Linked DNA regions of Homo sapiens: region 1 is linked to region 2. A link is a loop called in an ENCODE intact Hi-C map of the cell type or tissue named here. Cell type or tissue: heart right ventricle. All regions are shown on one strand. Links, peaks and the distances in the headings refer to the core of each region. The heading gives the core; the rest is flanking DNA. Region 1 has its middle 8.6 kb from the start of LINC03069. Region 2 overlaps LINC03069 (long intergenic non-protein coding RNA 3069).

Region 1 (5,388 bases), core at 225-5,224, 120 kb after region 2:
ATGTGCTTTTGAGCTTTCAGTCTGCTCCCATGGCATAATCCAAATGACTTGGACAATTTGTTATTGTCAGCTTTGGAGATGAGAACATGAAGACACCCTGTGGCCCTAAAAACATATCAATTCGAACTCAAAAGATAGTCATGTAAAATTATTTCAGCAAAGCCTCCTCCATTTTCCCCAGAATTGTTTGGACAATTTTATTTGTTTTTTGTCTGAGTTATTAGACAAGTTGCTCAACTTCTTACTTACTTGTAGGCTGGGTTGAAATCCAAAACTGGATCAACCCGAATTCACATACTACAGTGAATGCACATAATACGCATTACTAAACGGTGGTTGAAATTAAGTCAGTTGAATTGAACTGAACTGAACTGAAAAATTAAAGACTTGTGTGGTTCAGCAAATTAGAACATTCTGTTAAAAATGGACAATCCAATCTCTTGCCCTACAGTGACATGCTCTGCCTCCACATAGAGTGTAGGTGTATGAATAACCACGTGCTTAGCCAGTCGTGTATTCAAGCACTGAAAGCAGGTTATTTTTGTTGCATAATGTCATTGTGAATTTCCTGTCTTTGTAACTCAAAAAATATGGGCCTGTCACAAACCAAGAAAGAAGAAATGAATTATTCAACAATGGTGTTGGAAAAAATGGCTATTTGAAAAACATAAAATCCTCAAGTTAGATTGTCACCTCAGACCATATAACAAAATAACTTTCATCTGAAATTAAAAAGTGAAGTGTAAACAGTAGAATTATAAAAACTTGAAAGAGCATATGTGGACAGGGATGGGTGGAAGGTGGCAAGAGGGGCACAAAGCAATTTCTTCTTTTACTTTATGCATCTCTTTTGTCTTTTAAAAACAACAAGCAATAATGTCATGCATGCTTTTCAAAATGAGGATAAAATATAATATTTTCTTGACCAATATTTTATTGATCTCAGGGTGATGAAGGACTTTCAAAAGCAATGGAAGAAACACCAAAAGAAGATAAATACATCTGGACAACTTCTGCAAATCAATAAAGACATCATAATTTAAGAGATGGATAAAAAATTGGGGGAACATTTGAGACACATATTACAAATGTTAATATCTTTAACATATGAAGAACAATTCCAGCTTAATAAGAAAAACATGTACCATGAATTGGAAAAAAAGATAAAATAGATGTTGTGTGGAAAATAATTTTTTAAACCTGATAAAGTAATAAGTAAGCATATGACAGTTGTACCAGGATATTCATCAGAGTTTTGTTTGTAATATTTTAAAAATGAGGACCAATCTTAACATGTAATAAAAGAATACTAAGTGGGCTATTATTTGAATACTATAATAATGTAGGGATATTATAGAAAATGTATCAAAAGGGATATTGTAGAAAATGTATCAAAAATAGTAGTAGTGCTTATCACTTGATAGTAAGATTATTGTCATTTTAATTGTTTTCTTATACTGTCCTTATTGTTTTTCTAAAAGGAGTGTGTGGTATTATTTTATAATGAGAAAAAAAGAAACATTTATTTTAAAGCACAGGTCTTCTTTCCTTTTTTTAAAAAAGTTCATATATTAGGTGTAACGTCTTTACCTAGATGAAATGCTGTGGAAACTTTGAATGAAAGACTGAACATTATTTCTGTGCATCTAACTTTCATGGATTGCCAGTTTAACATACAGCATAAAAGACAGTGAATTAATTTAACTTTAACCTGACCCATTTAATATTAATATCTATGCCCACACTCTCCCTTGTTTCATTGTCATCTTCTTTCCTACCGGTTGGCTTATTTTTCACTAACGTGCTAGCTAACATAGGACACCTTGAGAGTGTAAATTGCACTTTCAAAATAGATCTTGTCTCTGTTCATGTCCCTTGGAAATTTTTAAGTGGAGTAAGTGAAACAAATAGCTGAAAGGTAGGCCCTTAGGGATGTTTGCTGACTTCTTCCTTTCAGAGATGTAGAGTGGGCCCACATTGTGAATTTTTTCTCATCATTTGGACAAGTCCTTCACCATTAATTGTGTTCTTTCTGCTCCAGGTGCAAAGCATCTAGATTATTCCCAAATAAACACAAGTCATCTTCATGCCTTTAGACACTTAATATCTTTCTTTAAGATGTTCACTTCTTGTCTTCCTGGTCCCTCTTTTCCATTGTTGGCTTCCAGTTTTTGTTTGTTTGTTATGTTTTTTTTTTTTAAGTAGAGCAGAAATGTGGCTGTGAAGTATAAATAAAAAGGGAGATGAAAAGTACAAAATTAAGAAAAGACAATTCTCAGTCCTATACTTCATGATTGGTTTTGTAAGCAAAGCAGTTAGCCATCTAATCAGGGTGGGACCTATTCTGAATAAACATTCTCTCTCTTTGCAGGGCCTAAAATTTGATCACTACTGAATGATCCTTTGCAATCATCATTGCCCTTTCCTGATAGCCTCCTCAAAAATTTAAATGCTCCTGAAAAGGACTAAAATTACTAGCACTTTGACATGAATAACTTTTAATAAATTCTCTTCCTACTCACACAAGAGATGGATGTTCTTCAAGATTTCATTCGTGATCAGCAAAACTGTGTGGGCCTGGAAGCTGGGAGTTCTAAAATTAGAGGATGAGGAAACAAAGGAGAAACTTTATAATATTGTACTGGGCGAGCCCCACGCTCATTCTGACCATGTGCCCAGTAAACTCACGCCCACCTATGTCCCACCATCAGGGTGAAAAGAGAAGAGCCAATTCATGATGACAGCTGCAAGGGGGTCAGTGGTAACTCTCAATGCCCACTGCTTCTTTACCATTAATTCCAGGGATATCCCATGGAAGCTGGGAATCTATAGAGCAGCCAGACATTTGCCTCAGGTTCAACTTCCTTATCAGAACAGGAAAATAATCACAATGAGACGCCTAGTGAAAAAGTCACACCGTGACTGCCCTGGCCCTGCCTCAGCTTAAACAATAAAATATGAATTGCAGAACATGACCCAATAACAGGAAACAGGACCAGCGCAGAGGGTGCTTTGGTAAACAGCAGCAGTTTCTCCCACCAAGATCTTGATTAATGCCCTTCCCAAATCTAGAGAAAGGAATAAAGTTTCCATGTCAGAAGGGCTGACCACACACTCATGTAATGTCTATCTCTGACATCTCTTTCCAAGCCGTGCACTTGTGCCAGAATCATATACCCTGTCCTAGGACAGGTAATGAAATGTAATGACAGTCTTTCCTGGCTCCACTTCCAGCTGCTTCACAATGGCTGCTAATAAAGACATATGGCTATATGTTGTCCATCTGTGTTCCAAAAGCAAACATGCAATTGTGTTTTCCTCTTAGGTCTGCTCTCAGCCTAGAGGAATGTAGCCTGAGAAAGATGAGTCAATCTTGAGCTGACCTCTCACTGCTTCCTAGGCTACACTTCAATACTTCCGACAATGCTTCCAGATCTCTTGCTTCCACATAACATATTTATTTGTTTATTTATTTTTTTGAGACAGGGTTTTGCTCTGTTGTCCAGGCTGGAATGTAGTGGTGCCATCATAGCTCACTGCAGCCTGTTTATTTTCAAAGAACAACAGAACTGTAGTAGTCCTGTGAGCAATTCAACAGAATTAATCCTTGTTCACAGGAAGCACTTGGATTCCAGTGTGTATGATTTTACTCTGTGCTGTTTATTTTTCATTTAATCCAAGAGACCCCAGAGGGTTAGTCAAAGAACTGAAAGCAGGGTTTGAAAAGAACTTGAAGAAGTTTTGCTATGGAAGCTCATGCAAAAATTAGAGATTAGAGCACAATGTTATTATTTTGAGCATTTATGAGGGCTGGTGGTTGAACATATTCATTCTCTCAGGCTTTCATGGCCTAACAATTTGGCATTAATGTTTTTGGGAACTTTTAAACTAAGTAACAGTACTGATACCTAATACTACCAAAGCAAATAGCATAGATAGATGGGCTTTCTGTTCCTTCTTTTCAGAGGCAGTTGAGTCAAGTCAATTTCTACCAAGAATTTTGGACAGAGAAATGTAGAAGATACAGTTGACTCTCAGTAGGTGCCCCCTCTCCCCTACCATGGAGGCAGCTACATGAATAATATTTAAGGCGAAATAATCCAGTCACTTGTGACACCAGAAGGGGATCCTCAGTGCTTGGTGGGCTGTGACAAGGCCACTGTGCAGACAATGATGGAATATAGGACTAACTAAAGCTGAAGAGAGGGTGACTGCAATACACAAGTAGCAGCGATAGGCAAAGGATGCTGGTTGGAGCACACACAGTACAGACATAAAAACCATGTCTCCATATACAAATAGCATTGGTAGGTGTCCCATATATAGAAACAGGTGTTGCCAAAAAGCTGAAGAGGTAACTCTTTCAGCTTTTTCAAAGTGGAAAAAATATCTAGAGCTCTCCAGAGCCACCAAAGTCATAGACTTTGCTTTAGAAAAGCAATGCAAACACTCCCTCCCCAGGTAAAGGTGGTATGCTGTTCTCAATTTCCCTTGTAGTTATAAATTCACAAAAATGTCACAGTTGAAAGAGACCATAGATACCTCCAGGCCAGCTTCATGGAGGCATAAAACCAAGGTCCCAATGTCTGAAGCTTTCTCAAGGACGTTTGAGTGAGTCTCATTTGTTTTGATTACAAACCCTTAGAATCCTACATTTGGCTTACTAAGGGCCAGCCTCCTTTATTTAGGGAAAGTTTTATAATCTTTAAATATTTTCCTATTTTTGGCAGGGCTTTTTGTGTATTTATAATACCTATACACACTTGCAAGTGGATTGGTGTACACATACACATACACACACATAATCTGTAACATCAATACACACACAATCTGTAACATCAATACACTTGCATGTGCGTATAAGTATTATGAACACTGAATATATGTATAAGTATACATATACACATCTGTACACGTATAAGTTTATCAGCCTGTATCCTCTCAGAGAGAGTACATAAGAAGAGTTCATAAACTTCTTTAGTCGTATGTCACCTTTCCTGCTCATTTCATTCCTGTTTCTTCAAACCTACCTCTCTCTATAGCTACTGGAAAGGAAGAATAAAGTTCCTTATGATGAGACTGCAGTGCAATTTGAATTGAGTTTTCATTGCTAAATTACATCAGGCAAGGCAGAGGCATTGTCAGTGCCCATGGTACTGTCATTTAATCCCTCTGTGCCTCAGTTTCCTTGTCTTTAAACAGAGGATAATAATAGTACATAAACCATCTGATAAGTTTGTGAGGATCAGATGAGATAATACATGAAAAACACTTCGGATAGTGTCTGACACATACTCAACACTTAAAATATTGTACTATTATTAGCGTACAATGCCATAATTATACAAGTGATGAATTACCAATGAATCAGGTCAGAATTCAAAACAA
Region 2 (5,388 bases), core at 237-5,236:
TTGTTTGAAATAGTAAATATTTCCTGAATTTGTCATTTTTAAAGTTTTTTTCACTTGAGATTTCCAGAATCATGGAAGTTAAACTTATCTCCTCAGTAGCCTTCTCTCTGGTAATAGAATACCCTCAGGACTATTCATTCCATCTACTTCCAGAAGCCATCACCAAAAATTAACTTCTCACCTTCTCGGAATGCCACATTTTAATGAACATTAACAATGGCATAACGTTTGTTCCGTCTTAAACATATTCAGTAACTTATTAATGCATACCGGACACTTGAGTGCAGACTTTTTTTCACATCATAAACATTGATTATAAGAAAAGCTTGAATTATCACCAAACTTTGAGCTTACCAGTTAGTCTCCATCTGTTATTGTTATTTAGGCTTTAGGACAAGAAGTTCAGCAATGTATATGTTGGGTCTACCAAGTCTTCAATCTTAAACTGCTTATTTTTTCCTCATTTTCTGCTTTCTAGATGATCCAGCTCCTCCATTGTCTTTCATGTGAAGTTTTGTCTTGTAACTAATCCCACAGCCCTTTTTCCTTGAAATTGAATGCCCTATCTGCCTATATGCAGTTACTACCATTCTACTCCAGATTTTACAATGCCTCTGCTATGTGATATCCTGGCTCCACAAACAAATTATACAATTTTTATTGGTGGGAGGCAAGTCTCACATTTATTTATGAATCCATCCTGGTGCCTACCCCTGTGCTAAGCACCATAGAAAATACTCAGCAAACACTGTTGAACATTTAAATAAAATAAAGAATTGCTAAAAGTCTTTTTACCATGTAAGAGTTCAATATAGAAGCTTAAAGCAGGAAGAAACTTAGACCTCCCTCTTATGCCAAGTAGAGAATTTGATTAACTTGGTCATTAGTCAATGAATATTGAGCTCTATTGGCAAACAGCTGTCTGTTAAGCACTATGGGAGACACATATGGTAGATAAAGCAAGTTCTTGCTCTCATGAAAGTTAAGATTTCTATTAAACATTTTCCTTTTGCTTCATTGAAAAGACATTTAATTTGTCATACATTTATAAGATATGGGTCAGGAAACACCAACACATTTAAACTCAGGTAACTATATGGTAAACAAAGGTGGAAAAAAGAGGTAGCTTCCATTGAAACATCTAATAATTACTAGCTCTTTCAAGGCTAAAAACAGTTTGTCTCCATGAAGTCACTTTAATCTAGTCCAATTGTTAGACAAAAACATTTTACAATGCAGACATTTTTGGAAGGCAATTGACCATGTATAAAAAACATCTGTATTTTTCAAGCAAGATAGTGGAGTGTTAAATTTTCTGTTGAGGTCAGCTCTCCAGCAGTGTATTTGATGATTTCATTGACATCCTGCTGCAGTTTCTTTTAAGGACTGGTAATTTGAAGTTTTTGGTTTCTCTTTTTAAATTTTCATCACTTCTGTTAGAGACAAAAATATGGGTTCCCCTTACAAGTGATTGTTTAAAAATGTGAAAGTCAAACAAACAATTAGTGTCCTACCAGATTGTCAATACTAATGGTTATGAGAATTGGAATGGTGACCCCAGGACAAGCAGTCTTTTTGGAAACATTTGCAGTGATGGCCTGGAAAATGTGAGGTTAAGAGAATATGAGAGGTAATCTTCTATGGCAGGAGAGCCTGCTTGGAATCTTCCTAAAAAAATAAGCAAAATCAAAGGCCAATCCTGTAAAATTTCCAAAACCCTTCACTGGAGTGGAATATTGCAATCATGAAGAAAGTCGCAGTAGAGAAAAAAAACAAACAAACATAAAGCATCAAATCTTATCCAACTTTTTGACAGCTAATCACAGCCATGTTAAATGTTACTGGGACTAAGAGCTTGAATGGTGTCATTAATGTTTTGGCCTATGAAATGTTGGCAGATAATTTATGTATTTCATGTGTAATGAAGCAAACCATCATACCACCCTACCTAAGGACGTTCTTCTATGAAATCACCTAAGAATTAGATGCAGACGACGCCAAGGCTTTCTGGATACTGGCAGAATCAAGTTTTTTTCTATGCAATGTCTGTCCTCCCAGTCTTGCCCCACAGTAAACACTTCAGCCTCACTTAGGTATAAGCCAGTCAGGGTTAATCCAACTATCCCAAGGAGGGCACAGTAAAAAAATGCCTCATTTGCCAACTTCTGCCCTCATTTGGTTTATTTTGAGCACTTCATTAAAAATAAAATGTATTATCACCTCTTCATTTATCTTCCCTATCCAGAAGGTTTGGCTGAAAGATTGATCTGATTCCAGATACTAAGGAAGTATCACTTTGCAGCCAATCACTCTGGGTTTTCTGGTATCCTAACCCAATGCTTTTAATAGAGATGTGTTTTCCAATGCAGACTCTCCAAATGCTATTTCCTACCAGTGTGCAGAGAGAGGCAATGCTGACAATATTTCTACTCATCTTTTAAGTTACTGGAAGGTGATTCTATAGCATATGGCTGTTAAGTTTAACAAAAGTAGGGGGAGGAGGAGAAAGGCCTGGCCATGAACATTCAGGAAGCTGGACCAGCGCCACCTGAAGGAGCCAGGAGGCCAGGAGGCCGGATGTGCACAGATCCCTGGGAGGAAAAAGAAGCCAGAACAGCTTAAATGGTCAAAGAATCAAATGTAAAGTGAGCTGCAAGGGTCAGATCTGGATGGAAGCCCAAATTCTGAGTCTCCGCATCCGTCCGGGGATAAACTTGGCTCCCAATCAGGGCTGACAATTAGGCCGTACAGTTAATATTTTTACAGCTGTTTTATTAATAACACATACAGTGCATCCAGCCAGGATTTGTTGGAGACACCTCAGGAAAACGAATGATGTAAATAACAGATGGATGTAGAATATCCCTACAAACAGGCATAAAGATATTCCCTTCTTGTTTAAAAAGAATTTAAATAGACAGATTGTAGATAAACAGGCAGACAGAAAGGGGGAGAGAGAGGATTTATGATATTTGAGGTGGTGGTTGCATGCGTTCACATGGCGAAAGACATGGACGTAAACATATACACTCTCTACATGGGAGGAGATGCTCAAAGCTTTGGCTTCTGGAAAAAAAAAATGTTTCATAGTGCAAGGGCTGAGCACCACAGCCTGGGGGCCCACAGAAGCAGGTATGCTGATGTGGCTCCTCAAATAGCTCCTCTGATACGTGGTTCAAGTCCGGAGACAACTTGCATGGCTTGTCCAGGCATGCCTGAGCCCAGCCTTGACCCCCAGGCTGTCCTGGGGCATCCTTTCCTCTTTCTCCTTGTCAATATGCCATTTGAAGACCCAGTGCACTCTTTTCAATTTTGCATCAGAACTAGGAGCAGTGGTATTTCAATCTGAAAAGAGAAATTAAAAATTCAGGATCTTCATGTCTTTTGTTTTCACTCCTACTATTTTTTTTTTTTGTACTGCTTTTTCATGTGCCTGCTGCACTGTGCTCCTACCATACTTTGCAACCAGATGGCTCAGGAACGAAGAACAAAGGCCACTAAAAAGTGGGCGGGGAGAAAAGGAGAAAGAAGCAGAGGACTGAAAGTCAAGGCGAAATCAGAGATGGGAGCAAAGCTCAATTGCTTTAATCACTGATACATTTTGGTTGAATTATGAACCTAGAACAGACACTCTTCCCAGTGATCCTGTATGTGTGCTGTGTGTGCATTGTGGTGTGTGTGCCTGTACCACACGCAGCCACATCTCCAGTCTTTTATTTCACTGGTAGGCATTAAAGCCAGAATGTATTCTTTGATGTATCTCTGTGTTCCCTGACATGTGTCAAAAGTGGCATGAGATGTCTTTTTCCAGAGAGAGAATGGTTGAGCTCAGATCTGGGCACTGAGAATGAGCCCATCTGCCTGGGAAGAAAGTGTGGTTGATTCAGAAGGGCTCAGGAGTTGTATGACCTGCCATTTCACAGTGGGTGACCTCGGTCGAGTCACATCCCTTCTCTCCTTAGTTTCCTCCTCCAGAAATATCTACCCCAAGGGATGCTGGGAGTGTTAAATAGAATAACATGTTATAAACTGGGAAGCACTGTATGAAAAGATTGTGATTATTCTGGAGTATTGCAACTTCTTGCAAAATTTTACAAGTGGCTAAGAGTTGTCTTCGATGCTTTTCTGTGACCCTCCCGACTGTATTTCATGCTTTACTTAGACCCCCAACCAAGCTTGTCTCTCCAGATCATGCTGTACACTGTGAATCTTACCCATGGTTCCCAATTGAACTTACTGTTTGTGTATCATTGGAATTTTATTCAATTATAGAATGACCTAATTGTCATTTAGGCGATTAATTATTTTGCTCGTGAACCATAGAAAGGTTTAATTTTTAATCAGGAATTTCTGCAGTCCCAAAGCCTTCAAGCAAAAGGAATGACTATCTAATGGTGAAATTTCACATAGATCAATGGGACTCAATAACTTTAGAAAGAAAATATTTGTTTTACTTCTAGTCAAGAATACACACAGAAGCCTATTCTGACTCCTGATAAAGTTAAGCCAGCATCCATGCATTAAAGGGGGTATGAGCTAAGAAAGAAGAAAGACTTCATGTGGGGTTCATGAGCGCTTCTGCTGAAACCTTACTTGTACCTTTACATCCTCCAATTGAGCTGAAATTTTCTTCTCACTGCAGTGTGCATAGCTACACTCTTCTTTTCAGCCTCAGACAGTGTGGGGATACTTGTGAAAATGACACTGCTTGATATTTTCATTTTAAATGAAGCCACGTGTACAGATTATGCCTTCTCTGATACTCGTGAGGACTCTGGAAGACACTGAGGGAAATTTGATTTACAGATGAGTAAAATGAAATGCAAAGAGATAAAACGACCCCCTTATCTCCCCGGGCTAGGCAGGCTTTTGAAATGCACAATGCACCTTCCCCTAGTCAAGAGGAAGAGAAATGATTGGTCATCCTCCTTCACATGGAAATTCAGGCAAAAGACCTGCGCCCATCTGTACCAGAGGCCCAGTTACTAACTGATGCTCACAATCTCACGTGTTTGGCAGCAAATCATAAGAAAAATTAAAGACTTGGGAGTCAGCCTGTAAGTTTCAAATCTTGGCTCTCCTGCTAACTCTATGTTCTGAACCTCTCCAAGATTGCTTAATTTCCTCAGTCTTTGTAAAACAGCATCATGATTACCTAACACATAGGGTTGTTGGGAGTGTTCAATGAGATGATGCATGGAAAGCAATTGACACGGTGCCTGGAAACGTAGTAAGTGCTAAAAAATGTTACATGAGAGTATTATCATTACGGCTCAGTGAGCAGGTCCCTTCTATCTTTGGGAATCATAGAATATTAGAGCTGGACAGAAACTTAAGAGGGGTGTTTTTTAAGCCTCTTGACCAAAATCTTTATTAAGAAAAACACTT

What was found. A loop is a pair of places that touch in the nucleus more often than their neighbours do. Peaks named below come from ENCODE experiments on the same cell type or tissue, not always from the same donor. Only the 100,000 strongest peaks of a DNase experiment are listed, where the experiment ranks them.
Region 1: it touches region 2 in a loop (2.4-fold over the local background); 2 of 110 quality-filtered maps call a loop at or near these places.

Annotation. Positions count from the first base shown.
Region 1 is chr18:56,197,145-56,202,532 of GRCh38, forward strand. No RefSeq gene overlaps it. Among named protein-coding and RNA genes, the nearest start is that of LINC03069, 8.6 kb to the left of the region's middle. In heart right ventricle, for the core only: no CTCF peak of the experiment used is centred there; a DNase peak (open chromatin) is centred at 2,921; H3K27ac peaks cover 4,665 bases.
Region 2 is chr18:56,080,606-56,085,993 of GRCh38, forward strand. The region is part of intron 3 of LINC03069 (long intergenic non-protein coding RNA 3069); the gene reads right to left. The region is part of intron 2 of LINC01905 (long intergenic non-protein coding RNA 1905); the gene reads left to right. LINC01539 (long intergenic non-protein coding RNA 1539) reads right to left here. Exons shown (of 9, transcript NR_040026.1): 8 at 4,600-4,784; 9 at 2,751-3,345. Among named protein-coding and RNA genes, the nearest start is that of LINC01905, 41 kb to the left of the region's middle. In heart right ventricle, for the core only: a CTCF peak has its summit at 2,542; DNase peaks (open chromatin) are centred at 2,606 and 3,164; H3K27ac peaks cover 4,258 bases.